Regions from separate parts of the Homo sapiens genome. Here region 1 is linked to region 2. Evidence: chromatin loops called from intact Hi-C (ENCODE). Cell type or tissue: A673. All regions are shown on one strand. Each heading gives the region's core, and the rest is flanking DNA. Links, peaks and the distances in the headings are about the cores only. Region 1 has its middle 13 kb from the start of FOLH1. Region 2 holds the start of OR4S1 (olfactory receptor family 4 subfamily S member 1).

Region 1 (16,908 bases), core at 8,043-10,542, 910 kb before region 2:
AATCCCAGAACATCAACAGTGTGGAGCATTTAGTAAATACTCAAGATATGTTTCAGGATTAGATAATTCTATAAAAGCACGTGTCAGCTTGTTCTATATAATAATTTGGGTATTAGGATAGTGCCTCTAAGTGTTAAAGGCTCCATATAATTCAGACTGTTCTCAAAAATATTTACTCTGTGGTTCGACTCTGAGTAAAATAATGACAAAGAAAATGGCTGAGAATACAAGAACCCACACTATGGAAGGAACTACATGCAATGAAAATAGCTAACTGAAACATAAATATGCACAGAAAGAGATAAATGAGGCATTCATACAACAACAGTGTCTGAGTCTACCACAAGTGGGTTATGATTACGGCACGCTGTGGAGCAGCATGAATAAAAGATTAAGTGGTGCATATTTTAGGTAGGTGGATGGGTGAACATTGCAGAGAACTGGTTTTTTTAAAAAAGCAAGCATATTCAGATTAGGTATTCAGAAATACCTAATATAAATAATTCATTTTCCTCTGAGAGTGAAACCCCAAAAATGACAGTCACTAAAAGTATATTTACATGACACCTTAAACAAATTTTGTGTAATGTTTTTATAATAAAAAAATGAAGCAATCTCTAGATGGAGAAGGTATTTCACACAATGTGTACCACCAATATACAGAGACTGTGTAGAAGTGAGAGTGACCATAAAGGTTTCCCCACTTCATGGTAGGTCAAAGCCTAGCAGAGACTGTGTTTAGAATAAAATAGAGTATGCAATAGGTACTCATTATTCTCACTTATGCTGACTTCCCAAATCATCCCTGGTAGTAAAGTCTTCTGGCTACTTTCCAAGAAATTAGCAAAAGAAGGGAATAGAATCACTGGATGTTAGAGCTTGAAGATTGTGAGGTTCTTTGGCCACCCTTATTTTCAGATGAGGATATCTTTCACAGCCCAGAAAGGTAAAGAAATCTACCAGGTGGTCAAATATTTTAAAATGACAGAATTGGGGCTAAAATACAGGAGTCTCAATTCCCAGTCCAGCGCTCTTTCTTACACACTAAGCCATGCCAAAATCCACTCTAAAATAAAACCCTAAAGCTACTAGCCTTAACATTTATAAGGTGTTTCCGCAAGGACATAGGTTTTGCTCCATGTGTTTTTGCTCCATAGGTTTTGCCTCATGTGAGGTCTTTGTTTCCTTCTTGTTTAAAGAAAGAGTGACCTGGACAACAGTCTCATAGTGACATCTGGTGACTAAGTCAGGGTAATACAAAACATAAGAAGAAGAAAAATAAAGTATCAATGTGCTTTTGTTTGTTAAGATTTAGGTAGGACAATTAAATCCAAAACTTAGAGGACACATTGTAATTCCTTAAGATTGTGTTTCATGGTTCCCTTCTTCTTTAATATATCTACAAACAAGGTGATGTTTTATATTAATTCTCTTTTTGTAATAACAGTGAATTATTGCCAATCTTGTGGCATCTGAGTCTACATAAGCTATTCAACAAAGATTTATGAGAACCTACTATGTGACAGAAGCAGTTGTAGCTCCTCGGGACACAAAGCCTAGTTGTGGAATTAACCCAATACAGCAAACTATGAAATAATGTGATAAGAGCTAGAGTTAAGACACACATAAAATGTGCTGAGGAAAGAGTGACTGACTGACTGGTAAGTCAGAAATGCTTTAGAGAAAATGAGACCTTTTTAACTTAGCCTTTAAAAGTTATTAGGAGTCCACCTGACTTAAAAAAAACAAAAATTCTCAATTCATTCTCTCAAATATAACAAAAAGCATCCAAAAATATATTTTTATTAAAATTCATTCCATGAGTGTGATTTTCAGTGACATTGCTTCGTTATTGATTAGCTTAGTCCTTGCAAAGAAAAATTATATGTTGCTGCTTCTGGTCAATAACACAGGTAGAGAATACCTAGTATCCTCAATATCTTCTATTTCCTATTTCAATTTCTGGTACAGAGGTCTGGGGAAGAAACCCTAGAGTTGCCTGCCTTTAAGTATTCAATTGTTACTTATATAGGGTCTTCTATATATCAGGTTCTCTTTACGGTGCTGGAAATGAAACAGTGAACAAAATCCATGCCCTCATTGTACATATATTCTAGAGGGGAAAACAGTCAATACATAGATATGTCACATATGTAGTAGGTTAGATGGCTGTAAATAGGAAGAGAACTGTGCAGGGATGGGGTTTGATAGTGCTGGGGTAGGAAAGCGTAATCTTAGATACGGTTGCCAGGGAAAACCTCCCTGAGAAATTGGCATTTGAGGAAAGGCCTGAAGGATGTGATGGAAAAAGATAAGCAGATATTTTGCAGATATTTAAGGAAGAGAGCTCCAAGAAGAGGGACAATCAGAACAAAAGGCCTTTGCTGGGAATGTGCTAAGAGTGGAAGCACACCAAGGAGGACAGTGTGGCTAATGAGTGAAGCCTGAAAAAAGTAGAAGAAATTAGGTCTGAAAAGAAGTGGGGACCAGATCATGTAGGGCCTTGTTAGCCTTGATAAGGAGGGTGGTGGGAATCACTGTAGACTTTGGGACACAGAGGTGACAAGACCTCTAACCCAGATGCTATGTTCAGAACGGATAATAAGGAAGCAAATGCTGAATCAGAAATACCAAAAGTAAAGCATCGTATTTATCCAAGAGACAGCTGATGGTCATTTCAAGAAAAGTTAGCAGTGGAAGAGGAGTAATTAGATTCTTGACACATTTAAAAGGCATAATTAACACGACTGATCGATCAAATATGCATGGGGAAATTAGAAAAGTCACTTCGAGAGTGACTCTGAATTGCTTAGGCAATGGGAAGAAATAGACATTTAATGAGATAGAAAATGTGCAAGAGAACCAGGTTTGGAAGAGCAGGACATCAAGAGTCCAACTTAGGATATATTAAATTTGATGTGTCTATTAATTGTTCAGGTAAGGATGTTTAGTAGGAGTTGAATAGAATCTCGAGTTCAAGGGAAATAACATTTGACCATCATCAATATTCAGATACTATTCAAAGGCTATGTGATATCACCTTGTGAGTGAATGCTGATAGAGAAAGGATCTAAGGACTGAACCCTAGTGAACTCCAGTGGAGGGATGAGATAAATGAGTAAACAGAGCTTAGGGGAACATCTAAAGTGAATAGGAAAACTGAGAGTAGCTCCCAGAAGTCAAGTGAAGAAAGTATTTCAAGAAGGAGAGAATTACCCTCTGAATCAAAGATACCGAGAGGCTGATTAAGACAAAGACTAAATTTATCACTGAATTTAGCACTATGGAAACCATAGGTAATCTTGAGAAGAGCTTGTTTTCTTAGTATAGTAAACCTTTTGAAGTAGATTCAAATGAGAATGGGAAGAGAGAAAAGGGAGAGAAGCAACATAAGAAATCTCTTTTAAGGAATTTTATAGAGAGAGAAACAGAGGAATCAGTTGATAGTTGGAAATTATTTTAAAGAAAATGGGTTATTTTAAAGAAAAAAGATATTACAACATGTTTGCACTATTGTGGGAATAATCAAGTTGAGACAGAAAATTATTTTTTAAGGAAGAGTCTAATTGCTGAAGTGAAAGAGAATGAGACCCTGTGCATAGGTGTGATCAGATAGGAGCATGTACAGCTCAAGTAAGAAAGGAAGGAAGAGACAATAAACATGTACAGATAGGATGGGCTGGTCGATGTGGTGGTGAAAAGACGTGCGAGTTATTACTGATTACTTCTATTTCCCCAGTGAAATAGGAAGCCAGGTTCATAAACCAAAATGAAGAGGAGCGAGGCAGTATTGGAAGTTCAGGAAAAGTAATAGGTGTAAAAATATATAAAGTAGGATTACCAGGGAGTATGAAGATACATTTCCAATTAAGGATGAAGAATTTAAAGTGAGGCCAACCAATACCCCTGCTTTGCTTCAGCTACATCAGCTGCATAGGTTCAGGCACAGAATACATGGAACATTGTATTTAAATAGGGTCTGGATTTTACAAAAGTAACACAATGAAGAAGAGAGATGCAAAGCCATTTGAGGGTGTTTGTGGGAGAGATTGTAAAATATTAGCTAAGTAAGAAGGGGACTGCAAATTTTAGGGGTATAAAGGAATGAGGAAAAGTGTAAATACAGTTGGGTCAAAGAATGTTTGGAGCCAAGGCACTAGAGGCAATTAGCTGAAAATGGTAGGTAATTATTGGTGAGTGACATGGTTTAAATGAAAAGTATAGAAGGGTACAATTATCCATCATGAAAAGTTCTAGGGTACAACTAAGATCTGAGTAGCTGAAGTAGAATGAAAGTAGAATGGACTTTTCCATATCCAGCCAGGTTCAGTGACAGAATGTTAGGAAACAAATTATCAACCACGTGAGAGAACATATCCCCTAAGTTGTTTTTGCTATTTTCCTTTCAGCATATATTTGTTGGAATGCCAACTATATTCAGCTCAATTAATATGGGCTTCTTAAATAAGGGCTCCAGCACTGGATAATCCTGCCATTTATTTCGATACATTCCATCCTGCTGCTCAGATCTGTTGGCATCTACAGCATGTCTTTTGAGAAGATGGGCATTCACATCCTTATGTCCTGGAAAATTTCCAACTGAGAAAACCACATTAGGCTTTTCTATATATCTTCCAACTATTTCAAAGGAAAATACAATTCTCTGATTTCTTCCTGTGATATTTATCAGAGAGAATGGTGCCTGCCAGTTCTAGGGTGGGGGAACTCAATACAAATCACCAACCTTTAGATGACACCCTGTCTTCAAAGTGCTTTCAAAGTCTGGCAGAGGAAAAGTACGCAGTGGCTATAAGACCACCCAGGAGTTCAGTCATGCATTCTAAGTAGCAGATCACTCGAATGTAATTGGCTAGTGAGTTCATTTTACTCTTCTCTTCTTGGTCACATGTTACCGCCCTTGTACCGTGCACGTTCTCTTTCCCAGACTTACAAAGCATGTTCTCTTGAATTCGTTCTCTTTTTAAATTCACACAGTCTTAATGATTCTTCTTTCACAAGAGTCTTTCACTCTTACAATTCAATTCGAGTCATCCACATGCTTATTATGAGCAAGGGTCTGGGACCTAGGGGAAAAGGGAATAAAAAGATGAATGAAATTTGATCCCTGCAGTCCAAGAGCTTGCTGTGAAAAAGGAAGTTTGGCTTACATTGCCTCCCTAATCCCTTGGCTAGGCCAGAACAGAATATTGTCTAAAACCTCCTCACGTCAGCAGTCCTCTGGAGTGGTGACTGGAAGTAGAATTTAAACAAAAATATAATTGACACATAATAATTGTGCATACTTATAGGGTACAACCTGATGTTTCGATGTGTGTTTAAATGGGTGCATTGTGTAATGACCAAATTGAGGTAATTTATCCACCACCTTGAAGCGAGATTTTTGAATATTCTCATTGCGAAGAAGCAGGAATTTTTAGCAGACAACTCAGATGCTTCTTGTTCACACTAAGTCATTCTGATGATGGATTTACATAACTTGTTTTGCTTTTTGTGTGTGTGTGTTTTTGAGACAGAGTCTTACTTTGTCGACCAGGCTGAAGTGCAGTGGCACAATCTCGGCTCACTGCAACCTCCACCTCCCGGGTTCAAACGATTCTCCTGCCTCAGCCTCCTGAGTAGCTGGGATTACAGGTGCATGTAACTAGGCCTGGCTAATTTTTATATTTTTAATACAGATGGGATTTCACCATGTTGGCCCTGCTGGTGTCAAATTCCTGGCCTCAAGTGATCTACCAGCTGCGGCCTCCCAAAGTGCAGGGATTACAGGTGTGAGCCACCAAGCCTAGTACATTTACATTTCTTATCTGGATCTTTCCTTCAGTAAGTGCTAAGGAATCCTACTTCCCCCAATATTTTTTCCTATTTCAATGTTTTAGCATGTATATCATGTTACTACTTTGCAGACATTTGATTTTCCCCTTTGTTTACTGTAAAGTATATTTTTATAGTCTTTGATTAGTAATAGAAGTATTCTAAAATCTGCCTGCAACCTATCTTTCTGACTCTGCATTTTAGGGAATAATTCTCTGTTGTGGAATGAAAAAAAAACAGAGCCTGTGGAGTCAGAGATCTCATTTCAAATTATAGTTATCCCTAGGAATAAATCTGAGTGACAGGTGGTATGGTATAATAATAAGTATAAAGCTACGATTAAGGAAAACTCAACAACCTTATCTGTAAATTGGGATGACAACAGCCTACGTCAAAAAAATGTGAAGGTAAATGAGATAATGTAAGGCTGATACTTAGTAAGCATTTTAAAAACACCCAAAAAACTATTGCCATGATTACTCTACTTACTCTATTTCTCTATGCTCCAGGCAAATGAACTACTAATGACCCAGGGGTCCTTCCCCATTCTCTTCTTCACAAGGAAATAGTCTCTCTGTGTGTGCTGTTTATTAAAATCTACTGCCCCTTTTAGAAGCCTTTCCAGATCATCCCATGGCCAAGAATGATCGCTGCTTCCTCTTCTTTACATACAGATGTTTTTCTCCTGCTTGACAATTATTTTTGTGCAATTATTTTCTTTTTGTTTGTGTTTTTAATGTCCCCCCACCCCACCATTTTCCAGACTGTTTGCTCCACGAGAGAGGAAACCATCATCTCTGGGCTCACCGTTGTATGACCAGTATCCTGAGGAGTGGCTGTTACATAATTACATCAGGCACTCAGTAACAATTTGATGAATAAACACTGGATTTTAAGGCAGGTATCATATCTTACATAGCATATCATGTCTTACATTTTATATCCCTTACATAAATACCACAGAGTGAAGTATATGACAGATAAGGTCATTTCTCTTGATGAGTACATAGTCCAGTCTGAAACAGATATGCCAAAAAAAAAAACACTGGAGTAAACAAGATGAATTGTTTTAATAGAGGCATTGTATTAGTTTCCTAGGACTGCCAGAACAAATCACCTCAAACTTAGTGGCTGAAAACAACAAAAATTTGTTGTCTCACAGTTATAGATGCTAGAAGTATAAAATTAAGGTGTCAGTGGGATAGGTTCCCTCTGGGGGCTGTGGAGGAGAATCTGTCCCAAGCCTTCACATTGTAAAGTACAGTACTGGAGGGATAGGACTTCAACTTGCTCTATCTCAGATAGAGAGGAGCCATTTGTTGTGAATTGAGAAGAGGGGTATGTTGAATCCATAATAAGCACATAAAAACTTGGCTGGTTCATAGGAGAAGTAACATGTTTCCAGCTCTAGTAAAAAACAAATTGAAGTGGCCTATAAAAAGGTACAGAGTACGACAGAATGAAAAATAAATGAACAAGAATACAGAGAGGATGTGGTAAATTATCATGTTTCCCTAATATGGTTGCCAGGGCATTCTCATTTCTGTCCAATGGGAGAAACATTTTCGTTTGAGACCTCCGTGAATAATACAATCTTTTAGTTAGGAGAGCTGCATTTTGAGTGGTGCAGGCAGAATGGTGATCTCTCACCCACACAAACACTAAGATAGAGACAGAGACAGCAGAGAGAGACAGAGAAAGGAAGTACAGGTACTCAGATAGAGATAAGCCATTTCTTGACATTAAGAAATAAAGTAGAATCCATTGGAGGGAAATAAAACCGCCTCAGGAACAGAGTTAATTCACCTACACATGCAGGTAAACACACACTGCTTGATACTTACTGTGGACTTTGAAAATTATGAATGTGTGTGTGTGTGTGTGTGTGTGTGTGTACATTCGACCCTCCATATCCGTGGATTTTGCATTCACAGATTCAACCAACCATGAATTAAAAACGTTTGGAAATAACAAACATTAAAATATAACAATACAATAATAAAAAATAATACAAATAAAAAATATAGTATAACAACTATTTACATAGCATGTGTGTTGTATTAAGTAGTATAAGTAATCTAGAGATTACTTAATGTATAGAGGATGCATAGGCTATATGCAAATACTATGCCACTTTAAACTGATAAGAACAGATACTAAACTTCATCTTAGCCAAAAGTCAGAGAAACAATATAACTATGCCATTTTACATAAGGGACTTGAGCTGAGCGTCCTCAGATTTCAGTATCTTTGGGGTTCCTGGAAACAATTCCTTGTTTTATATATATATATATGATAGCTACTGAGTGACAGGTGATATTATACCATACCACTTGTCACTCAGTAGCTGTATATGCATATGTATATATATACATATACATATGTGTGTGTGTGTGTGTGTGTGTGTATGCTGTCTTTCCTCGGTATCACAGGGAATTGGAGATATATATATATACTTTTCAGTACAAAAAAAATTGAACACAGATGGGTATGGTACCAGAACAGGTGGTAAAGACACATGAAAAAAATTTGCAACAACATGAATGGACCTGGAGATCATTATTTGAGGAGAAATAATCCAGGCACAGAAAGACAAACATTTTATTATTTTAGGTGAAAGACAAACATTTTATTTTAGGTGAAATAATCCAGGCACAGAAAGACAAACATTTCATGTTCTCATTTATTTGTGGGATGTAAAAATCAAAACAATAGAACGCATGGAGGTAGAGAGCAGAAGGATAGTTACCATAGGCTGCAAAGGGTAGTGTAGGCTTTGAGGGTGAGGTGGGGATGGTTATTGGGTACAAAAAATAGTTAGAAAGAATAAATAATATCTAGTATTTAATAGCACAACAGGTTGACTATAGTCAAAATAACATAATTGTACAATTTAAATATGAAATTAAGTATATATACAAGACTAGAACACCAAGTTGAATGACTCCAGCTTGCGAAACCCACATCGATCACCATGCTTGCCCCAAGGGAAGCTGTACAATGTCTGGTGCGTCCAAAACCCCATCATTCATCACTAGCAATCTATTGTCCATAATCATGTTTAAATTAATAGCATTTTAAAAGCACAAAGATTTTTTTAAAATACAAATAATTATTTAATTTGCCTTTTAAAAACTTTTTTAAAGTCCTGAGGACTATTTTCTTTAAAGTGCTGAGTTATAGAACTCCATATATTGGGCTATGACAGCCTTACCTGATTCTTGTCAGGAATCTAGTACCCAGAAAATGCAAATACAAACTAAGCAACTCAAAAATAAACAAATAAATTGGAGGTATGCTACCTGTTGAAATATGACGTAGCGCAAACACCTATGCCACTTGCTTATGAATCATATAGGTTTTTGGTGTGCAGTTTTGATTGAATGACGGAGTTTACGCTGGACCACAAGGGGGACCCTCTGTCAATAACATACTCCATTTGTGTATTAAGTCAAAAATGAAATGGAAGAGAAAAGAAACATCGATGACCCCAAGTCTCTTTAATTGAATGGAGGTAAAAAAAAAAACAATGAATGAGAAAAGTACTCTGCCCTTTTAAGAATCTTGGATTCACATTCCTGATGAAGTTATTTTTCCTCTTCTCACTGATTCCCATTTCACTGTATTATATAGCACTGTGTTCCCCAGGAGCTCCTGAATGAAGGGCATCACTCAGCTGTGTTAGCATCTGGAACAATAAATATATTAGTTTCAATGTCTAGGCTATGGATATTCCTTTTTACTGAAGGTATGACATATAGCTGCCCAGGCTTGACAAAATTAATAGTAATAATAATTAATAATGGCAAATTTTTATTCTATTGAATTACTTGGCTTGACTTGTAGAAATAGCAACATTCATCTGAAATGCCCCCTCCTACACTTATGTCTGAGGACAAAGCACACCAATGATCCCACATACACCACAGATAACTTCTTTTTACATATTTTATTCTGTTACCAAACTAAATTTTTATCACATAGATCTACCTTCATAGTTTGTTGCTCACTGAACACTTCAGTAATTCTCAACATTCCATGTAAAGCATTAAGCATAGTCCCAACACAGAGCAAATAAGCAATAAGTGTTAGTTATTATAACATTATTATGTCTTTTCAGTGCATTAAACCACTGGTCTGATTCCTAGCCCAACATTCTCTTAAACCACAAAATCCAGTTGAATAATATATAATAATATAATAAAATGGTGATAAGTGCTAAATATCCAGATAGAAACACAGATGGAATCAGACAGCTTTCCCAAGAAATAGAGAAAATAGTAGATAGGAGATATAGGCCTAAGCACTCTAAGCAGAAGCTAAGTTATCACAGGATATCTTGGCAATCCGTGGCACGTGAACCCTTTTCTTCTGGAGTCTGGAACTATGTTGCAACTCTCACTTTCTCCCTATCTAGAGACTCAGTTTGTTCTCTTGTGATTATCAGCAGTGGAGAAATCCTTAGACCTTGTGAAAGGACTACTTTTTAAATTCATATATATATATAATATTTTAAATATATATTTTATATATACAATATAATATATATGTATATAAAATATAATATATATTTTATATATACAATATAATATATGTATATAAAATATAATATATATTTTATATATAATATAATATATTTTTAAATAAATATATATTTAAATATATAATATATAAAAATATATATATATTTTAATGAACAGAGTGTAAAGGATTATTTTGAAGAGAAACTCCTGGTTCCCACTTAAAATCCTTTCTTGTTTCTGAGTTTTTCAAATGGGACCCTCTTACCAGCTTGCCCCCTCAGAGATAAGCTGTTCCCCCACTTATTCAGATCTGAGATCTGAAAACATTCCTTTTCCTGTGAGCTCAGCTAGGACAAAGCTCGAGCTTTTTGATAAAATTTGAAAAACACATTTTTTAAAGATAAAAATTTTTAAAAATTGAAAAAAAATTTATAGAAAGAGACTTCTAATCCAAATTTAACTTCTCAAAATATGTTTTGACTGGTTAGCATAATGTTTCAGTCCTTCCGGAGAATGCCCCTTGAAACTTTTCTTCTACACAACTTCCTCCTTTCCTTTGACTTTCCTGCTCTGGAAGGGAAGAACTGGAACAGGACAGATCAAATTACTCATGAGGAAGGACAAGAAATAATGAACCAAATTATCAACAATTGGAGAAAGAAAGCTGATATCAGTATCATTTCATATATGATTATGTCAGAGTCAGGTGGATAAGCCAATCCTGTTGAATAGCATACTTTTCCTGCTACTCCTGAAGGGTAAAGAGGTCTTTCTCTTACAAAGCTGTCCTAGCTAGTAATCTTACAGGCTCAAAGAGCTTGTTTTCATGTTATTTCTTAGTAACTCAAAATACCTCTAAAGTTATACGTATTATGAAAGTACTATAGTCACAGTGCTGAGAAAAGGAGTAAATAAGGCAATGTATATAAAACCACTTGGCTCAGCCCCCGGCTCTGTGGTTGATAAATATTAAGCTAGTATTCATTATTATTATAATCTCCAAAGAGTCCATTACAAGATATAGAAGAATGGAGGCAGCAATAACACTAAGAGAAAATTCCATTATCTCCAACTATTTATCCTCTAGCCCAACATAATTGCTATTAGAAAGAAAGAGCAACTTTAACAAAAATTTTAAGTTGCAATAGATGTTCAACTTTAAATCCATCCCAGAAAAATTTCTAACCAAAGGAGCATAGAAGATTTAATCTTATTTTCTAAGTAGTATAGACTTAATTGTGAGAACAAAATAAAAACTTGGGGAAATATTAGGGAAGAGAAATAAGGGTGTGAAGAGCTGATTATTACAATTCCTTCTTTCCCTTCTTGTCTTTTATTGCTGATGGGTAATAAAATATGCAAAGAATGTGCTGAGAAATAAACTAAACAAATAAGCCAGTATACCACAAAGATCATTTGAAACTTAAACAATTAAAATAAGATATCTGCTAAAATAATAATTGGCAGGGCTAGCACAGTTTCTTCTTTCATGTATTTCTTCCCTCATTTGACAAATAGACATACAACTGTAGGTCAAATCGTGTGGTATACTTGAGGCATTCAGAATTAATTGGGCATCATTCCTGCCTTTGCGTCAGTCTAATGAGGAAGAAAATCTTTCAATAATGATTTCATGTCCTTCATGTCATTACAGATGGGTAGATAGAGTACTATGACAGCACAAAAGATGGAATAAAAATATCTTCCTGCAGAAGGTCCAAATAAGTCCAATGCAAGGGTGATATTTGAGACGAGCCCTAATGCATGACTAAAACATTTCCAGAAAGCTAAGTGGCAGCGAATATCACAAGCAAATGAGACAGATTTTTTTAAATCCTAATATCACAAAATAGCCAACAATATTCTAGAAACCATTTGAAGTTCAATGTATCCAGTTTTCATATGTGATGGCAGAAGGGAATCGGGGAGTACTAGTGAATTAGAGATGAGGCTGGAAAGCTTAATTATTCAGGATTCTATACGGTAGATAAAATAAACCAATTCCAGTTAGCTTAAGCAAAAAAGAGAGGGAGTAATGGTGGTAGGGGCTTATTATAAAGATACAAGAATGTCTCACAGAAGCCAAATGTAGAAATGACAATGGGTCTCAGGAAATGCAGTAATCAAGATCTTGGAGATTATAAATTGAAGGAGTGCTCCATTTCTAATATTGTTTCTGCTCCTCTCTGGGCACTTGCTTTATTCTGCTTTCTAGTTAATCCTGCTTTCTTTGTTAGTCAATTCATATGTGAGGTAGAAGCTAGCTAGCCACTCATGTAATGCTTCCAGTCACTTTAAACTTGAATTCAACACCTTGGCAAAAATATTCTCCAAAGCTGAGTCAGATATCTACTCTTCATCCATTTCACAGTGACCAGGGGCATGAGGTTTTCAAGGTAGAAGTTCATCGCAAGACTAGATTTGTATGAGATTTTGCAAAGATTTGTACATCTTGATAAAAAGTTTAAACTTTGTTTAGCAGAGAAAAATAGAGTAAAGGTAAAGGTTTACAAGGAAAAGATGACTTTTTTTCCCTTTTAGGACTAAGTAGAGGTAGCTGCTGGTTATGAGTAAAATAGTCAAGAGTGACAGGATTTTAGCCTGAACTGCTGTGAAGAGTGGTGTCATCATTTATTCAGGTACGACAGGGAGGGAAGTCTGGCAATAGGTTGGGTTGGTATTGGGGAGGCACAAAGTAAATTTGTTGGGCAGTGGGTTGTAGAGCAACTTATCTTTCACTATGTGAAGCTTGAGCTAATAGACTTCCAGTTGGAGACCTCAATTAAGTAATTACATATTTAATGCTGAATCTCAAGGGAGAAGTCTAAGTGGACAACAAATACGAAAAAAATGCAGGTCTCAGTCAAGATCAGAAGTGTTTAGTGCACCAGCTTCTGTACCAAATCAATCCATTCAGTTAAAAAAATAATTTATTCTTTTATTGCTATAAAGTTTATTTGGGTGTTATTGATCGCTCCTAGCAATGGTTCAGTAATCTAGGCTCTTTCTGTCTGGCTGTATCATTCTCCAGGGCCTCTGCATCCTCTGCTAGAGCCTCTGTGTGTTTCAGAAACCATTAGGGTAAACAAAGAGAGGGGAAAATTGTATAGGAGGTTTTTGGAGGGGGATAAGCTTGGAAGGGGCATACATCACTTCCTCTCATATGTTATTAGTTCTTACACAATAATGAGGACACCCCTACCTTTAAGGGAGACTGAGACATGCGGCCTAGCTGTATTCCCAGAACAATAGGGAAATGTGTTTGGTGAACCTCTAGCCAGTTGTGGCCAGATATAGATGGTACTTGGAGTTTGAAATCACCTCAAGAGACACTATAGAATGAAAAGAGCAGGGCCAAAGGGAGAGCCCTGGAACACTCCAACATTTAAAGGTCTGGTAAAAAAGGCAGGGCTGGCAAAGGAGACTGAGAAGGGACGCCAGTCAGTTTCAGAGGACAATGGTGTCATACAGTCTAGAAGAGAAAGTGTTAATGAAGGAATTAGCAATTAACTTTGTTAAACTCTCTGAGTGTCTGCACTGACGGTTTTTTTATATCCTTGAGGACAGGTTTATACACAGAAAACTCTTCAGAGTTTTACTTTAATTTTTATAATCAATATTTAACTGATTGAAGCTACATTTAAAAAAACCCTGTTCTTTAGCTTCTTGATATTCCATATATATATATATATCTTTGTTGGGAGCAGGCCCCCAAAAATCTGGCCATAAACTGGCCCCAAAACTGGCCATAAACAAAATCTCTGCAGCACTGTAACATGTTCATAATGGCCCTAACGCCCAAGCTGGAAGGTTGTGGGTTTACAGGAATGAGGGCAAGGAACACCTGGCCTGCCCAGGGTGGAAAACCACTTAAAGTCATTCTTAAGCCACAAACAAAAGCATGAGCGATCTGTGCCTTAAGAATATGCTCCTGCTGCAGTTAACTAGCCCAACCTATTCCTTTAATTTGGCCCGTCCCTTCATTTCCCATAAGGGATACTTTTAGTTAATATCTATAGAAACAATGCTAATGACTGGCTTGCTGTTAATAGATATGTGGGTAAATCTCTGTTCAGGGCTCTCAGCTCTGAAGGCTGTGAGACCCCTGATTTCCCACTTCACACCTCTATGTTTCTGTGTGTGTATCTTTAATTCCTCTAGCGCCGCTGGGTTAGGGTCTCCCAGACCAAGCTGGTCTCGGCATATCTTACTCTATTTAGAAATCTAATAAATTTTAACAATAACTTACAGGATATCTCATAGTCTTCGTCTTATTTTACATAGTTAATTAAATACTGTTAAGCATTTTAAATAACATTTATAAATGTATTCTATTAATATTTTAGGTACTTCAATGGTCTGTCCAACAAACATTTCTAAGTACTTAAAATTAATTTTTGTAAGTCTAATATATTTAATTTATAATTATGAGTAATCTTAACTTCTTTTTTCTTTTTTTTTTTTTTTTTTGAGACAGGGTCTCACTCTGTCACCCAGGCTGGAGTGCGGTGGCTTGCACTCAGGCTTACTGCAGCTCCAACCTTCCAGGTGTGAGCTATCCTCTCACCTCAGCCTCCCCAGTAGCTGGGACTATAGGCGCAAGCCACCACACCCAGATAATGTTTCTATTTTTTGTAGAGATAGGGTTTCACCATGCTGCCCAGGCTGGTCTGGAACTCCTGAGCTCAAGCAATCTGCCCACCTCAGCCTCCCAAAGTGCTAGGATCGTAGGAGTGAGCCAGTGTGCCTGGCCCGATTTTAACTTCTTTTCCATATTCCAGTCACAGTGCATATAAATACCGTAAGTACTTTGAATTTAAAACTCAAAAGGTGAACTCAACTACTCAATTTATACAGCTTACATTAAAAAAAAGTTTCATTGAATAGTCAATATTCTTCTGAACAGTACGCATCACATTTTTGAAATACTAAATATGCTTAAACTTATTTTAACTAATGGGTTTAATTACCTAAATATTTCTATGTTTACTTTAAATATTTTAAGGGTAAAAGTAGGCTTTCCCACAAAGGAAACAACAGTGTTACCACAAAGTCTTTGAGGATACTCCCCTAGATGGTTGGAATATGCATATTCGCCTAAGATATTGACCAGGGACTCTGATATCTGTTACTGTGATAGAACATATTCAGTCTTATCTGTAGTCACCATATCAACTCACTAAATGGTCTTGCAAATCTTATGGCTCAGGTACATTACATGCTTCAGTTTGGATTTCACCTATAATATTTTTTTCCCACAGAACTCTGCAAACCCACTCAGGGTTATATCACTGGATTTAATTTTCTTTGGCTTTTATATTATTTAAAATATCTTCTTACATAGGTCAAAATACCTCTGATCTTGATGGAAACCTACACCTTTGTCATGTTTTTCCTGTTTGGTAAGAACAGATGTTCTTATGGGTCTAAAGAATTCTTATGGCTATACCACGTCACATGGTTCAGTTGTTCCACTGACACACACACACACAAACAAAACAGAATCAAAAAACTGATCACTGCCTTTGAAAAGACCTAGACCATTGGTAACTTTGAGAAGAGCCTTTTCTGGGAATGGTAAAGATTACAAATGAGGCAAAATGGAACAATTTGCCCATATTTGCATATGCGAGTTACTGACTGAGATAAATTTAAAATCAGGTATGTATGATTCATATACCTAACCTATTGAACATTATAACTTAGCCTCGCCTAAGTTAAACATCCCAGAACACTTACATTAGCCAACAGTTGAAAAAAATCATCTAATACAAAGCCTATTTTGTTATAAAGTGTTGAGTATCTCATGTAATGTATTGAATACTGTTCAAAAAGCGAAAAGCAAAATGATTGTATGAGTACTTGAAGTATGGTTTTTGCTGAATGTATATCACTTATGCAGCATCATAAAGTTGAAAAATCCTAAGCCAAATCATTGTAAGTAAGGGAGCATCTATTAAATTCTCATGTGAATCAGGTACACGTAAAAAAATTTGTTTTAAGTACTCATGTGATATTACCAAGAAAGTGAAAAGACAACTAGAATGTCAAATGAAATGTTTGTAAATCACTTATTTGATAAGAATTTTGATATGAATAAAAATGAAATACCTCATTTTATGTCTATTCTTTAAAATATTATAAATATATTTTATAAATACTATAAAGTGACAAAATGATAAGATAGATCTTTTATATGCTCATGTAAAATTCTGCATTATTGAATAAAATAAATTATAAAATTATAGTCATAATATATACAAAAACTCCTACAAATAAAAAAGAAAAAGGCAGAATACCCAAGCGAAAATGGGACAAAACACTTGGTCAGTGCAAAAAAAGAAGAGTACAAATTAGAAGCAACCACATGAAAAGCTGCTCCATTTTAGTTGTCATCAGTAAAATACCAGTTGGTTGGCAAGAACAGAGAGAAACTGGAATTCCACATACTCTTCTGGTATGAATAGTACATAAAAACCTTAGAAAACTCTAAAAGTTTCTACTAAAGCTGAACATATACATACCTATGACTTCTAGATAAATACCCACAAAA
Region 2 (16,908 bases), core at 6,835-9,334:
CATTTCTAGACATACTCTTGGTCAGAAGAAAACCTGCTGCCTTGAAAGGAATGACCCAATCCTTATAGTGTTCATCACCTGCTAACTGAAGAGCCCTTGGGCCCTGAATAACTATCAGTAATACAAAGGTAGTACATCAAGGGCCTTGGCTGAGACACTGAGACTAGCTGGTCTCAAGTGAGACTCAGCATATTCCTAAAGTGGTGGCTACAGGACAAGACCCTGGGCCATAGGGGAGCCCCCTCTCTGAAGGGTGAGTCCCAGGCCAGGCAGCATTCACCACAAGTTGACTGAAGAGCCCTTGGGCTTTAAGGGAACATTGGCAGCAGTCTGGCTATACTCCCTGTGGGCCAGAGGTGTTGGAGGTCATGGGGTGAGACTCTTCTACCTTTGGAAAGGAAAGGGAAGAGTGGAAGGACTGCATCTTATGGTTTGAGTGTCACGTCAGCCACAGCATAATAGAACACCAAGTGGACTTCTAAGATTTTTGACTCTTGTCTCTGGCTCCTGGACAGCACCTGTGCACCTGCCCAGGGCCTGAGGGAACTCACTACCCTGAAGGAAAGGACATAAGCCCAGCTGGCTTTGCCACCTGCTGATTATAGAGCCCCATGGCTTTCAGCAAACAAAAGTGGTAGCCAGGGAGTGGTTATAGCATGCCTTGGGCAAGACCCAGTGTTGTGCTGGCTTCCAGTCTGACTCAGCACAGTCCCACAAGTGGTGGCAATAGCAGGGTTTGTGTCATTCCACCCGCAGCTCCAGCTGGCTTGGAGCAGAAAGAGACTTCTTCATCTGGGAGAAAGTATGGGAAGAAAACAAGAGTCTCCGCCTAGTAATCCAGAGAATTCCTCTGGATCTTGTTCAAAACCATCAAGGTGGTACCTCAACAAGTCCTCAAGAAACAGAGGATTACTGGGCTTTGGTACCCTGTAAAGCAGGTACAGTTTAGATCACAACACCCAAGTCCTTGTGAATATCTGGAAAGCCTTCCCAAGAAAGATGAGTACAAACAAATCCAGACCCACAAGACTACAATAAATATTTAACTCTTCAGTGCCTAGACATAGACAAATATCTACAAGCATCAAGGGACTCCAGGAAAATATGACCTCACCAAATGAACTAAATAAGGCACCAGGGACCAAACCTGGAGAAACAGAGATACACGACCCTTTATACAGAGACTTCATATTAGCTATGTGGATGAATTCGAGGAAATTCAATATAAAACAGAAAAAGAATTCAGAGTTCTATCAAGTAAGTTTAGCAAAGAGATTGAAGTAATTAAAAAGAATCAAGTAGAAATTCTAGAGTGGAAAAACGCAATTGGCATACTGAAGAATGCATCAGAGTCTTCTAATAGCAGGACTGATCAAGGAGAAGAAAGAATTGTGGAGCTTAAAGAGAGGCTATCTGAAAATATAGTCGGGGAGACAAAAGAAAAAGGGATAAAAAATAATGAAGCACAACTTCAGGATCTAGAAAATAGCCTGAAAAGGGCAAATCTAAGAATCATTTGCCTTAAAGAGGAGGTAGAGAAGGAGACAGGGGTAGGAACTTTACTCGAAGGGATAATAATAGAGAACTTCCGAAACCTAGAGAAAGAGATCAATATCTAAGTGCAAGAAGGTTATAGAACACCAAGCAGATTTATCCTAAAAACTACCACAAGTCATCTTAAATCAAGCTCCCGAAGGTCAAGAATAAAGAAAAGATACTTAAAGCAGCAAGAAACAAAAAACAGATAACATACAATAGAGCTCTAATACACCTGGCAGCATACTTTTCAGTGGAAAATTTACAGGCCAGAAGAGACTGGCATGATATATTTTTTTCTTAAATTTTTATTTTAAGTCCTGGGGTACATGTCCAGGATGTGCAGGTTCATTACATAGGTAAACATGTGCCATGGTGGCTTGCTGCCCAGATCAATCCATTACCCAGGTGTTGAGCCCAGCATCCATTAGCTATTCTTCCTGATGCTCTCCCTCCCACCAGCCCCACCCCCAACAGGCCCCAGCATGTGTTGTTCCCCCACCACTATGTGTCCATGTGTTCTTATCATCCAGTTCCCACTTATAAGTGAGAACATGCAGTGTTTGGTTTTCTGTTCCTGTGTTAGTTTGCTGAGGATAACAGCTTCCAGCTCCATTCATGTGCCTGCAAAGGGCATGATCTTGTTCCTTTTCATGGCTGCATAGTATTCCATGGTGTATATATACCATATTTTCTTTATCCAGTCTATCATTGATAAACATTTATGTTGAGTCCGTGTCTTTGCTATTATGAATTGTGCTGCAGTGAACATAAGTGTACATATACCCTTATAATAGAATGATTAATATTCCTCTGGGTATTTAGCCAGTAACGGGATTTTTGGGTCAAATGGTATTTCTGCCTCTAGAGCTTTGAGGAATCACCACCCTGTCTTCCACAGTAGTTGAACTAATTTACACTCCCACCAACAGTGTAAAAGCATTCCTTTTTCTCTGCAACCTCACCAGCATCTGTTGTTTTTTGACTTTTTAATCATAGCCATTCTGACTGGCATGAAATGGTATCTCCTTGTGATTTTGATTGGAATTTCTCTAATGATCAGTAATGTAGAGCTTTTTTTCATATGTTTGTTAGCCACATAAATTTATTTTTTTGAGAAGTGTCTGTTCATGGCCTTTGCCCACTTTTTAATGGGGTTGTTTGTTTGTTTTTTTCTTGTAAATTTGTTTAAGTTCCTTACAGACTTTGGATATTAGACCTTTGTCAGATGGAGAGATTGCAAAACTGTTCTCCCATTCTGTAGGTTGTCTGTTCACTCTAATGACAGTTTCTTTTGCTCTGCAGAGGCTCTTTAATTTAATTAGATCCCAATTGTCAATTTTTGTCTTTGTTGCAATTGCTTTTTGTGTTTTCATCATAAAGTCTTTGCCCATGCCTATGTCCTGAATGGTATTGCCTAGATTTTCTTCTAGAGTTTTTATAGTTTGGAGTTTTATATTTAAGACTCTAATCCACCTTGAGTTAATTTTTGTATGTGGTGTAAGGGAAGGGTCCAGTTTCAATTTTCTGCATATGGCTAGCCAGTTCTCCCAGCACCACTTATTAAATAGGGAATCCTTTCCCAATGCTTGTTTTTGTCAGGTTTGTCAAAGATCAGATGGTTGCAGCAGTGCAGTCTTATTTCTGGGTTCTCTATTTTTCTCCATTGCAGACCATGTAATTTATAAGCAATAGAAGTTTTTTTGACTCATAGTTCTGGAGGCTGAGAAGTCCAAAAGCATAGTGCCAGCATCTGAAGACATGATGACATGTCTTCAGACATGTCAGACATGAAGACGTGACAGAATGCATTACATGGTGAGGAAGGATGCAAGACGGAGAGAGGAAATTTGGCCAAATTCATCTTTCTTATCAGTAGCCCACTCCTGGAATAACTAACCCACTCCTGGGATAAGGACATTAATCCATTCTTAAATAGACCTAATCCCCCAATCACCTCTTACAGGCCCCACATTTTAGTACTGTTGCAATAGCAATTAAATTTCAATATGAGTTGTAGATGGGGATATTCAAACCATAACAATTTTCAACAGCTACCACCTGCTGCCTTTGGGCCACTGGAGTCCATTTTCCCCATATTAATGGACAAACAAAAGTACCTGGGACTTTCGCCCCACTCCAGCCCCAGAGAAGCCCTTAAATAACGTCTGAATGGTGTGGGCATATGAAAGCTACATCCTTAACTCAAATCAAAACAACTCTTGGCATCATTTACACTCCAGCATTTCCCTGCAAGATAAGGCTAAAGTGATCCTGTGCTGAAAATTACTTGAAACTGCATCCTTGTTTAGATTTCTCCACTACTCTGTCTTGCTTCCAGTATCCCCTTTCCAGTTTATCCTAAGAACATTTCTTTAATAAGTTACTTCCACAGAAATCTATGCCTTTAGATTTTCAAAAGACTTTTTGCCTAGTAACACCTAACCAAATCAAAGGTATCCCATTACTTGTATTTTATGAGATAACTCATATGCATCTTCTCATATGTGCTTCCTTTTCTGTAAATTGCCTATCATATCTTTTGCCTATTATTCTATTGATTTATTTGAATTAAAAAATAGATTTCTAAGAGTTTTGTGTATATTTGGACTAATCCTTTGTCAGTTACGTATCAGTTATAAGATTAACTTGTGGCTTATCTTTTCATTTTATTCTGTGCTAAACACTTTTATTTTCAATGTAGTTAGTTTTAAATTTTCCATTGTTAGTGCTTTTTGTGCTTGTTTAAAAAATATCTTTCTTTTTATGGAGCTGTCATAAATGGGATTAATCCTCCTTTAAAAAAGACTGTAGAGAGCACCCTCACCCCTACCACCATGTGAGGACACAGAAAGAAGACGGCCATCTATAAACCAGGAAGCAGGTCCCCAGCTCACCAGATATCAAAGCTGCCAGTGCTTGAATCTGGGACTTAATTTGGAGTCTCTAGAACTGTGAGAAGTAACTGTTTGTTGTTTGAGCCACCCAGTGTATAACATTTTTCTTATAGCAACCAAAGGGGACTAAGACATAGGGTATACTATGAGTACCCTCAAGATTGGCAAAACTGTTAAAGTGTTTTGACCATGCCATGTGTTGGCAAGAATGTACATCATCAGAATCTCTTATACATTGCTGTAGGGAGTGAATATTGGTACGACCACTTTCAAAAGCAAATTGACATTTTTTCGGTAAAGTTGAAACATTTGCATACCCTTCAACATAGCAATTCAATCCCTAGGTATATGCCCCAGGAAAACTTTTCCACACATACAAGAATGTTCATAACAGCACTCAGATAGCTGAGAAATATGGAAACAACCAAGGTATATTTTAAAAAGAATAGTAAAATAATTATGGCATATTCACCCAATGACATCTTGTGCAATAGTAAAAACGATGAAATACAATTACATTCAACAACAAGGATGAATTTTTGAAATACTATGTTAAGCGAAAAAAGCAAGTCAGAAGACTACAAATGTGTAACACTATTTTTATAAAATTAAAAATAAGAAAAATTAAACAACATATTGGTTAGGTGTATATACACATATGTTAAATCTATTTTCATAAAGTAAGGAAGTCATCAACCAAACGAGAATATTGGTTATCACTGTGAAGGCAAAGAAATAGAATAGAGAAGACACATATGACACAAGCTATTAGGATTGTTCTTAAGTTGATAACAAGTTCATAGATGATTATTAATTATGCTTTATAACATTAATATATAATTTTATTATGTATTACATATTACATATATTAAATAATACATACATTATTTGTATCAAATATGTTTAAGTAATAATATTTTCCAATCTTTTACGAAAGAAATCAGCCATGGGGCGCCTTCTCACCTCTAGCCTACCTTCCTTTTCTGCCTTCACTGTGGACACTTTCACCTTCCAAGAAGGAGAAGTTCATAGTCCCTTCCCAATACCATACCTACCACCACATTCTTTCTCTGCTCTCTCTCCAACCACAGCAGAATAAGTAAATTTATAATAACAATTACATCTTGTTTGTATTTATAACTAAGAAGTCCTCCCGGAAAACTCAGTACTGAAGGGTAAATGTACTGACAGAGTAGCTGAGTGACCAGTCAATGAGCTTCATCTACTAGTAACTTTCAGAATACCTGTAGTAGGAACATTAAAATGGAGTTGTCTCTTAGAGAGGAAGAGTAGTGAAAAACACAATTAAATCTTCTTAATTTGATATTTTTCCCTCTTGTGATAATTATGTCAAGTCCATAAATCTATGGGAACTGTATGCAATATTTTCTTTTTATAAAATCACCTAAAAATAATTCTAAGGAAATATGTGAATAAAATGAGAAAAAAATAAGATTGACCCAGATTTCATGTAGTCTATATTCCTGAACAAAATGGAATCATAGGATATCTGAGCTGAAGGTCCTTAGAGATTCGAACCAATCTCCTTAATTGTATACATCAGGAAATGGGAGCCCTGAGAACTTGGATGGAGGTGGGGATGGCTCTGCAACTGGAACCCTGTTTCCTGACTTTCCATCTAGTGTAATTTCCACTGTATCATACAGCAGTCTCTTCTCTTAATGCCAAGTTCTCATACCTTATGCAGCTCCTCCTGTAGTACTTATCCAGTCTTCTCACTTGTAGCTGAAACTCAGATGACTTTTTTCCCCTGAAGTACATGATCTACTTCCTCCAACCCAATTTCCCCCTCTTCCCTCAACCCAGCATGAAGCAGAAAGAAACATCTGCCATATCAAGCACACCTATGATTTCACACCTTAAAATGGCTCCTGAGTTGGTCAATCTTCTGTAAATAGAAGTCTAGGCAAAGAGTGGGATTCCTGAGTGATTGCTTTCCAGTCACCTCTGATCTGACAAATCCATGATGTAAGTGCTTCAATTTCCTCAAAGAAAAGAGTAGAGGCCAGGCATGGTGGTTCACGCCTGTAATACCACCATTTTGGGAGGCCGAGGCAGGCAGATCACTTGAGGTCAGGAGTTCAGAAACAGCCTGGCCAACATGGTGAAACCCCGTCTCTACTAAAAATACAAAAATTAGCAGGACGTTCGTGGCATGTGCTGCAGTCCCAGCTACTAGGGAGGCTGAGGCATGAGAATTACTTGAGCCTGGGAGGTGGAGGTTGCAGTGAGCTGAGATTGCGCCTTATATACCTGTCTTCATCTTCATGAATATATATATATACATACATGCATGCCTGAATATATATGTAAGACATACATACCACTATCACTCTACTTTAAAATACTGTATGAAAGCAGTAGTGAAAGAGCACTAAACTAGCAATCAGAAGTCTGTGTGTGGCCTATGTACATAGTTTAGCCTGTCTGTATCTCCACTTATCTTTTTTTCTTTTTTTTTGAGATGGAGTCTCACTCTGTCGCCCAGGCTAGAGTGCAGTGGCGCGATCTTGGCTCACTGCAAGCTCCACCTCCCGGGTTCACGCCATTCTCCTGCCTCAGCCTCCCGAGTAGCTGGGACTACAGGCGCCCGCCATCACGCCCGGCTAATTTTTGGTATTTTTAGTAGAGACGGGGTTTCACCGTGTTAGCCAGGATGGCCTCAGTCTCCTGACCTCGTGATCCGCCCGCCTTGGCTTCCCAAAGTGCTGGGATTACAGGCGTGAGCCACTGCGCCCGGCCACTTACCTTTAAACCTGAATAACCATTCATGCATGCTCCCACATTGTTCCAAGGAGTTTTATAAGGGGATTATTTATCCAACACAGATTAAGCTGGTGTATGAAAACTTCTGAGAATATTATGCTTTCAAGGTGTCAACTGCTATTTTATTGCTACTATTTTTTCATAATCAAGATCAACGTTTGCATTTGTGTTTGTTCAGCATCAGATGGTACTAATGAGTCTTCTTTACTACCACCACTCTCACCCAACTCTCATCACATTCCTGATGATTATATCTCATTCATGAAGTTGTTGAAAGGATCAAAAAAGTTAATACAATTAAAATATTTAGAAGAGTGTCTGCAGATTGGAAGAATTCAGTAAGGGTCAGCTTTTACCACACACTGAAATATAAACTCCATGAGAACAAAGAGTTTTGCCTGCTTTCTTTTGTGCTGTACTTCTAGCCCCAGGAATATCACCCAGCAAATGCTAAGTGTTCAATAAACATTTTTGGAGTAAATGAAATAATCAGATAGTTTGGTTACAAGGGCTTTGAGGGAAAGGATAGAGGGGTGAATAGGAAGAGAAAGGGGAATCGAAGATATTATGTTAAAACAGCTAGCAGCCACCATTGAACAACAGACTTTGATTTAGGTCTTTACAAAGTCTTATAGGTCCTCTCACAGCCTTCTGAAGCTGGTATTGTCAATATCTCCTTCTGTAAATGTGGAAATTGAGGCCCAATGAGGTTACATGACCCACGAATGTTTAAGAGATACCTAATCCGGCTCGTTTAATTGCATTCTGTACAAACTTGGCTCCCTCTAGCGGCAAAATGGAGCAAAGCAACAGGGGTTAAAGAGGGCAGCAGTCAGCTGTTCTGCTGGAGAGAGGAATCAGCACCACTGAAAGAAGTGCTGACAACTTGTTCTTCCTGGTTGTTCTCTTCATCATCCCAAGTCATCATCACCATCATTCCTGGTCTTTCAAAAGTTCTTGGTCATTCCTGCTTGGTGTCCATTTAGTCACACTTTATCAAGAGGTCCTGAGGAAAAGCTCTGAAAGCTGACTTAGGGACCTGTGTTCTAGTCCTCACCCTGCTCTGGAGTTAAAGTGTAACTTTTAGTAAATCCCTTGACCTCTCCACATTATTTATTTACTTATTTATTTATTTATCTGCCTGCTGAGAGCATGAAAGGGTAAGAGTAAAGTGGCTCTTTACTCTTAAAAGAAAAGAATGAATTCCATTGAGCACTGTGTTAGCCAACACAAAGGAATTATGTAGTGATTTTATTCATTTATCAATGAGATATCTGGACTTCCAAGACACTCCCTCATTCACAGGCCCTCACACGTTTCCTGAATGAGCTCTTAAATATCGCACTAAAAGCATCCTGGACTGTACTCTCCTTGAGGGAAAGATTATATCTTACTTTTATTTGTATTCTCACTCACTGTAAACATCCAATAAATATTTAATGAATAAAGGATTGAAAGAATATGTGGAATTATTATAACAACAAGAGCTAGGAGGATAATTGCCATTGCAAACATCAGACTGGAAATAAAAAGGCTGTGTTAGATGCTACAAGATGGAAAGTCTCCCAATTTCCTAGCTGGATTGAGATTCTCTGGAATGTCACTTCTCCCCTAAGCTCCTCTTGACCCTAAACAGCTTCCTCATGGCATTTTTCACATCGTTGTTCCTTAGTGTATAGATCAAAGGGTTCAGCAAAGGTGGCATCACAATGTTAAAGAGGATGATAAGTTTGTCAGCAGCCAGGGTGGTGGAGGGACGAATGTACATGAACATGGGGGGCATGAGAACCAAAAGGACAGTGATTACGTGTGAGCCACATGTGGAGACAGCCTTACGCCGGTCCTCAGATGACTGGCTTCTTAGGTTCAGTAAGATGATAACATAGGAAATGATAAGGATAAAAAAGGATGCTAAAGAAATCATACCGCTGTTGGCCACCACGATGAGACCTACCATGTAGGTGTCTGCACAGGCCAACTTGAGCAGGGGATGAACATCACAGAAGAAGTTGTCTATCTCATTGGGCCCACAAAAAGGCAGCTGAACCGTGAGGAGGGTCTGCAGGATGGAATGCAGGAAGCCAGCTAACCAGGAGGCCCCCGCTAGCAGGCCACACTTCCGGCAATCCATGATGGCTGTGTAGTGCAGGGGCCTACAGATGGCCACATAGCGGTCATAGGCCATGGCTGTAAGGAGGAAGATCTCAGTGCCACCAAAGAAGTGGGCAGAAAAGAGCTGGGTCATGCAGCCATTGAAGGAGATGATCTTATGCTCCACAAAAGTGTCAGCAATCATCTTGGGTATGGTAGTGGATGGATAACATATGTCAGCAAAAGACAACTGGCTCAGGAAGAAATACATGGGAGACTTCAGGGTCTTTCTAGCATTGATGGTGATGATGACCAGAAGGTTCCCCAGGACAGTGAGCACATGAAAGAGGAAGAATACCACAAAGCATGTATGCTGCATCTCTCTGCTCTCAAAAAGGCCAAATAAAACAAACTCAGTCACATTGTTCTTGGCACCCATGGATTATCTGCCCTGATGACCGACAAAGTGGCTGGCTGGCTCTGCAAAGACATAAATTATGAGACATAAGAAAGTTTTCTGAGATACCACCAAGATTATGGAGTAAGAAAGATACTAGCCTTCATCCCCATCACAAAAAATACATATATAATATATATAATATATTATTATATATATATATAAATTATATATTATATATAATAATATATATTATATATATATAATATATAATATATATTATAATATATATTATATATATAATATATAATTTATATTATATATAATAATATATATAAATCTATAATATATAAATATATATATCTTAAATATATAATATATAAATATGTATATCTTATATATATATCTCTAGAGCGAGAGAGAGACAGCTATCCACAAACCAAAATAGGTCTGCGAGGGTTCAAGGGCCCATTAAAGAATCTGCAGCAATACAGAGGAGCAAAAACATGGAGAATAGCCGCACACGAAGGATTTCTAGTGATATCTGCATACTTGAGATGCCAGGAGATGGTTAGGAACAAACAGGAAAGGTTGAGGCAATTAGTATCAGCCATGTGGTGGTAGTCATCAAGATCCCTGCTTTGCAGAGAACGCTAGCATTTATGCCACTGAGATAACCAAGAGCCATTCCCACCAGGAAACCCTAGAGAGGGAGACACAACTGTACTGCCTCCACCTGCAAGAAGCAGATGCTATTGAGCTACTTTGGAAAAGGAGCTGCCACCTCCCCAACACCATGCAAACCCCAAACTGCAGCTGCCCCTTGAGAGCTCACACTCAGACCCAGGGTCTGGGACTGCACTGCACCCACCCATGTATCAGACACTGGGCCATCACTAGAGCAAGCTCTGGGCCCTGGAGTCAAGGTCTCTCTGGGCATGCCCACACTTTGGGCACCAGTTCACCCTCCACAGAAAGTTAGTCCCTACCCCAACTCCAGAGCCATTGTAACTCTACATATATCTATGCTCCCATTCTTGGCTCCCTGGCTGCTTCAAAGCATTCACACCTCTAGCACTGTTACCTATGTGGTGGCAGGAGTGTCTTCACCCTAAGCACCAGTGTCATTATCATTCCAGATCCCAGAACCATAGTTCCTTCAGGTGTGCCCATGACCCAAGCCTCAGTTACATGGCTGCACAATAGGTGCCACCCAAAATACACCTGTGCCACCAACATCAAGAGGAAGCACACATACCAGAACCATGTCAAATGGTTCCCTAAGCCACAACTTCCCCAGTGGGAGAAAATTAAATAAGGAAGACCTTAGCAGCCACTACCAGCAACGAGCCTGAAAACCCTTGCTGTCACTGCAAACATCCAAGAATTTGGCCACTGAGGATCCCTCAAATCTGGGTCAACATTGACGTCAGCTAACAGGGCCACACAAAGACTATAAAGCCACATCCCACTGGTGCCAAAACCAATCCATCCCACCCACTCAGTCCATCCCATTATATGCTTGTGTCAGTCTGGGCCACAAGGATTGCAAAGCACCATCATGCCCCATAAGAGAAAATCTTTCCACACTGAAATTAGCCAATGAAATTTGCAAGAGATGACTACTCCACCAAATGTGCAGACATCAATAAGAGGGTAACAAGAAACAATGAAACACCAAGAAATCATACCACCAAAAGAACACAATAATTTCCAAGTTGCTGACCCCAAAGAAATGGAGGTATGTAAACAGGCTGAAAAATAATTCAACATAATTGCTTTTAAAGCTTCATGAAGTAAAGGAAAATACAGAGAAATCATTTTTAAAAAATCAGGAACATAGTAAAAAACCAAAATGAGAAATTTAACACAGATATTGAAAATACATTAAAAATCAAATAAAAAAGAGAGAAGACTTATAAATAAAATGAGAAATGAAAGAAGAGACATTACAACTCATACCACAGAAATATGAAGAATCACAAAAGACTACTATGAACAATTATAGACTTACAAATTGAATAACCCAAAAGAAACAGATAAATTCCTGGCCACATACAATCTAACAAGACTGAATTATGAAGAAATAGAATATATGACCAAACCAATAATGAACAAAGAGAATGAACAAATAATAAAAGTTTTCCATCAAAGAAAATCCCAGGAACGGATTACTACTAAACTCTACCAAACATTTAAAGAACTAATGCCAATCCTTCTCAAACTCTTCCAAAACAAAATGAAGAGGAGGGAATATTTCCAAACTCATTTTATGAGGACAACATTACCCTAATACCAAAGCCACCCTAGGAAACTAATAGAAAAGAAGACTACAGGCCAATATCCCTGATGAACATAGATGCAAAATTCCTTAATAAAATCCTAGCAAACCAAATTCAACAACACATTAAAAGGATAATCTGCTTTGATCAAGTGGGATTTATCTCTGAGATACAAGGATGGTTCAATATATGCAAATACTACATTAAGAGAATTGAGGACCAAAACTATATTATCATCTCAATGGATGAAGAAAAACTGACAAAATTCAACATCATTTTATGATAAAAACTCTCAACAAATTAATTACAGAAAGAATGTAATTCTCAACACAATAAAGACCATATGTGACAAGCCCACAACTAACATCAGATTCAATGGCAAAAAGTTGAAAGCTTTTCCTCTAAGATTGGGAATAAGACAAGAATTTCTACTCTCACCACTTCTATTCAACATCATACTGGAACTCTTACCCTAAGTAATTAAGCAATAAAATGAAGTACAAGTCATCAAAAGTAGAAAGGAAGAAATTAAATTTTCTCTGTTTACAGATGTGTGATACAGAAATCCTAAAGTCTCTCCCCCTAAAAAAGCTGTTAGAACTAATAAACAAATTTAGTAAAGTTGTAATATCCAAAATTACCATTCAAAAGTTAGTAGTATTTCTATACATTAACAATAAACTATCCCAAAAAGTCAGGAAAACAATTCTGTTTAGAATCACTATGAAAAAGATAATAATTGGAATAAATTTAACCAAAAAGTTGGAAGATGTGCACATGGAAAATTATAAAACATTGGTAAAATAAATTGAAGAAGACATTAATAAATGGAAATATGTCCCATGTTCATGGACTGGAAGAATTAACATTGTTAAAATGTTCATAGTGTCAAAATCAATCTACAGGTTCAATTAAATCCCTATCAAAAGTCTAATGACATTTTTCACAAACACAGAAAGAAATCTTAAAATTCATATACAACTTCAAAAGACCCAGAAGACCTAAGTAATTATGAATAACACTGGGAGCAACACACTATGTGATTTCAAAATCTACTACTAATTTGTAGTCATCAAAATAGCATGGTACTGGCACATAAAGACAGACATATGGACCAATGGAACAGAATAGAGAGCCCAGAAATAAATCCACACATTTACAGTCCAATTGATTTTGACAAAAATGCCATAAACACACAATAAGGAAAAGACAATCTCTTCAATAAATGGTGCTGTGAAAACTGGATATCCAAATGCAGAATAATTAAATTAGATTCTCATCTTACACCACATACATAGTTGGAAGTAAAGCTCTCCTCTGCAAATGTAAAAGAAGAGAAATTATAACAAACTGTCTCTCAGACCACAGTGCAATCAAACTAGAACTCAGGATTAAGAAATTCACTCAAAACCTCTCAACTACATGGAAACTGAAAAACCTGCTCCTGAATTGCTACGGGGTACATAACGAAATGAAGGCAGAAATAAAGATGTTCTTTGAAACCAACGAGAACAAAGACACAACATACCAGAATCTCTGGGACACATTCAAAGCAGTGTGTAGAGGGAAATTTATAGCACTAAATGCCCACAAGAGAAAGCAGGAAAGATCCAAAATTGACACCCTAACATCACAATTAAAAGAACTAGAGAAGCAAGAGCAAACACATTCAAAAGCTAGCAGAAGGCAAGAAATAACTAAAATCAGAGCAGAACTGAAGGAAATAGAGACACAAAAAAACCCTTCAAAAAATTAATGAATCCAGGAGCTGGTTTCTTGAAAGGATCAACAAAATTGATAGACCACTAGCAAGTCTATCAAAGAAAAAAAGAGAGAAGTATCAAATAGACACAATAAAAAATGATAAAGGGGATATCACCACCAATCCCACAGAAATACAATCTACCATCAGAGAATACTACAAACACCTCTACGCAAATAAACTAGAAAATCTAGAAGAAATGGATAAATTCCTCGACACATACACTGTCCCAAGACTAAACCACTAAGAAGTTGAATCTCTGAATAGACCAAAAACAGGAGCTGAATTTGTGGCAATAATCAATAGTTCACCAACGAAAAAGAGTCCAAGACCAGATGGATTCACAGCCAAATTCTACCAGAGGTACAAGGAGGAGCTGGTACCATTCCTTCTGAAACTATTCTAATCAATAGAAAAAGAGGGAATCCTCCCTAACTCATTTTATGAGGCCAGCATCATCCTGATAACAAAGCCAGGAAGAGACACAACAAAAATCAACTCAAAACAGATTAAAAACTTAAAAGTAAAACCTGAAACTATAAAACTACTAGGAGAAAAATGTGGGGGAAAACCTCCATGACATTGGTCTGAGCGATCATTTTTTTGAATACGACCCCAAGAACACAGAGAAAAAAAGCAAAAATAGACAAACGGAATTGCATTAAACAAAAGCTTCTGCACAGCCAAGAAAACAACAGAGTGAAGAGACAACCTACAGAATATATTTGCAAACAATAAATCTGATGAGGTTAATATACAAAATATAAAATAAATTCAAACAAATTAATATTAGAAAGCAAATAAACAATTTTAAAATGGGTAGAGGATCTGAACAGACATTTATCAAAAGAAGATATTCAAATGGCCAGCAGATAAATGATAAAAGGCTCAACATCACTAATCATCAAAAAATGAAAATTAAAACCACAATGAGCTATCACCTCACACTGTTAAAATGACTATTACCAAAAAGACAAAAAATAGCAAGTGTTGCAAGGATGTTTTAAAAAAAGGGGGGGGACCTTACACACAGTTGGTGAGAATGTAAATTAGTTCTGTCCATTATGGACAATAGCATGGATGTTCCTCAAAAAAAATGTTCCTTCGGCTACTATGGGCTAAAGTGTTTTGGGGCCCTAAATACACTTGAAAGGCAGTCTGGACAACAAGGATTGCAATTCCTAGTGCTAAGCTGGGCTCAGAGTCCGTGGACTTAAGGGCACACAAACTAGTAAGACACTTGCCTGGGCTGCTATGAAAATGCTTGTGCCACCTTTTCCCAAAATTCAGGCAGCACAGCTTGTGACTCCAAAAGTGACCCTTCTGTCCACTTTAGGAGAGGAGAGAAAGATAAAGAGGACTTTTGTCTCACATCTTGGATATCACCCAACCACAATAGGATAAGGCATCAATCACAGTAATAAGGACCCCATTCCAGGCCCTAGTTCCCAGGTGACATTTCTAGACATACCCTGGGGCAGGGGGGAACATATTGCCTTGAGGGGAATGACACAGTCCTGGCAGATTAGAGGAAACTCAAAGAAATTCAAGATAATACAGAGAAGGAATTCAGAATTCTATCAGAACATTTAACAAAAATACTGAAATAATTAAAAAGATTCATGGAGAAATCCTGGGGTTGAAAAATACAACTGACATACTGAAGAATGCATTAGAATCTCTAATAGCAGAATTGATAATGCAAAAAAAGAAGTTGTGACATTGGAGACAGGCTATTTGAAAACACAAATAGAAGAGACAAGAATAAAAAAGAATAGAGCATTTCTAAAATATTTAGAAAACAGCCTCAAATGGACAAATTTAATTTACTGGCCTTAAAGAGGAGGTAGAGAAAGATATAGAGGTAAAAGTTTATTCAAAAGGATAATAACAGAGAACTTCCCAAACCTAGAGAAAGATATCAATATCCAAACACAAGAAGGTTATAGAACATCTAGCAGATTTAACTTAAAGGAGACTACCTCAAGACATTTAAACTCAAACTCCCAAAGGTCAAGGATAAAGAAAGGATCCTAAAAGCAGCAAGAAAAAAATAATAAAATAACATAACATAAAATGGAGTTCCAATATATCTGGCAGCAGACTTTTCAGTGGAAACCTTACAGGCCAGGAGACAGTAGCATGATATATGTAAAGTGCTGAAGGGAAAAAAAAAGAACTCTTGCCCTAGAAAGTATATCTGGTGAAAATATCCTTCAAACATGAAGGAGAAGTAAAGAGTTTCCCAGGCAAACAAAAGCTGAGGAATTTCATCAAGACTAGACCTGTCCTGCAAAAAATGCTAAAGGAAGTACTTCAATCAGAAAGAAAAGGACATTAATGAGCAATTAGAAATCTTCTGGAGGGGAAGATAGCAAACAGGAGACAGGGCTAACATCTAGCTCCCACATAGACAAATCAGAGCAGCATGTAGAGATCCATATCATGATCTTTTGCTCCAAGAACCACTGCACGAATATACCAGGAAAGCCAAAAGAATTCACAAATCCTTTGAAACAAGTGGCACACCGCTGCAAATTCCACAAAACAAGCAAAAAACTGTGAGTTCTCAAAGTGTGACAGGGAGAAAACCTACCTCTGAACATGCATCCCCACTGGGGAATCTGAAAATCCAGATCACAGGAGTAGGATTTAACCTTACCTAGATATGAAACGGGTTTAGGGAGTCACAAAAAATATAAAAGTACAAGTAACAGCAGGAAGTGCTCGAATGTACTCCCAGTCTCCAGCTTGAGCCCTGGGACGCCATCCTTGACTATGTCTCACAGGGCCTTTGGGGAAAACAGCCAGTGAAACTGGGGAGGGGTCATGGGGCAAAGAAAGTTCCCAACTGAAATTGGTAGTGGTTTTGTCTGGGCACAAGTTTTCTTGAGCAGGGTCTGAAGGACAAGCAGGAGCTGCTGTGAGCAAGCACAGGAGCACAGGAGCTGCTGCCTACAGAGAGGGCAGATGGGGAGGAATGAGATCAGAAAGCTTGCTTTCTCAGTGGGGTAGCTCATGGCCTGCGGCAAGGTCTGATCAGAGGAGGCACTGCAGGAACCAGACCAGCCTCAGCAAATGCATGGGAGCTAGGTAATGCCTCTTGCTACTGGCTATCTTCCACTTCCCTGGCAAGCTATAAAACACAGCAGAGGC

Evidence for each region. Peaks named below come from ENCODE experiments on the same cell type or tissue, not always from the same donor. Only the 100,000 strongest peaks of a DNase experiment are listed, where the experiment ranks them.
Region 1: a loop joins it to region 2, with 5 times the contacts of the local background. A loop is called at or near these places in 1 of 110 quality-filtered maps.

The regions. Positions count from the first base shown.
Region 1 is chr11:49,213,627-49,230,534 of GRCh38, reverse strand. It overlaps the pseudogene LOC124902845. Among named protein-coding and RNA genes, the nearest start is that of FOLH1, 13 kb to the right of the region's middle. In A673, for the core only: a CTCF peak has its summit at 9,238; no DNase peak of the experiment used is centred there.
Region 2 is chr11:48,299,065-48,315,972 of GRCh38, reverse strand. It overlaps OR4S1 (olfactory receptor family 4 subfamily S member 1), which reads right to left and starts at 9,750. Exons shown (of 1, transcript NM_001004725.1): 1 at 8,821-9,750. The coding sequence starts at 9,750. The coding sequence ends at 8,821. In A673, for the core only: CTCF peaks have their summits at 7,817 and 8,016 (motif pointing left); a DNase peak (open chromatin) is centred at 8,002.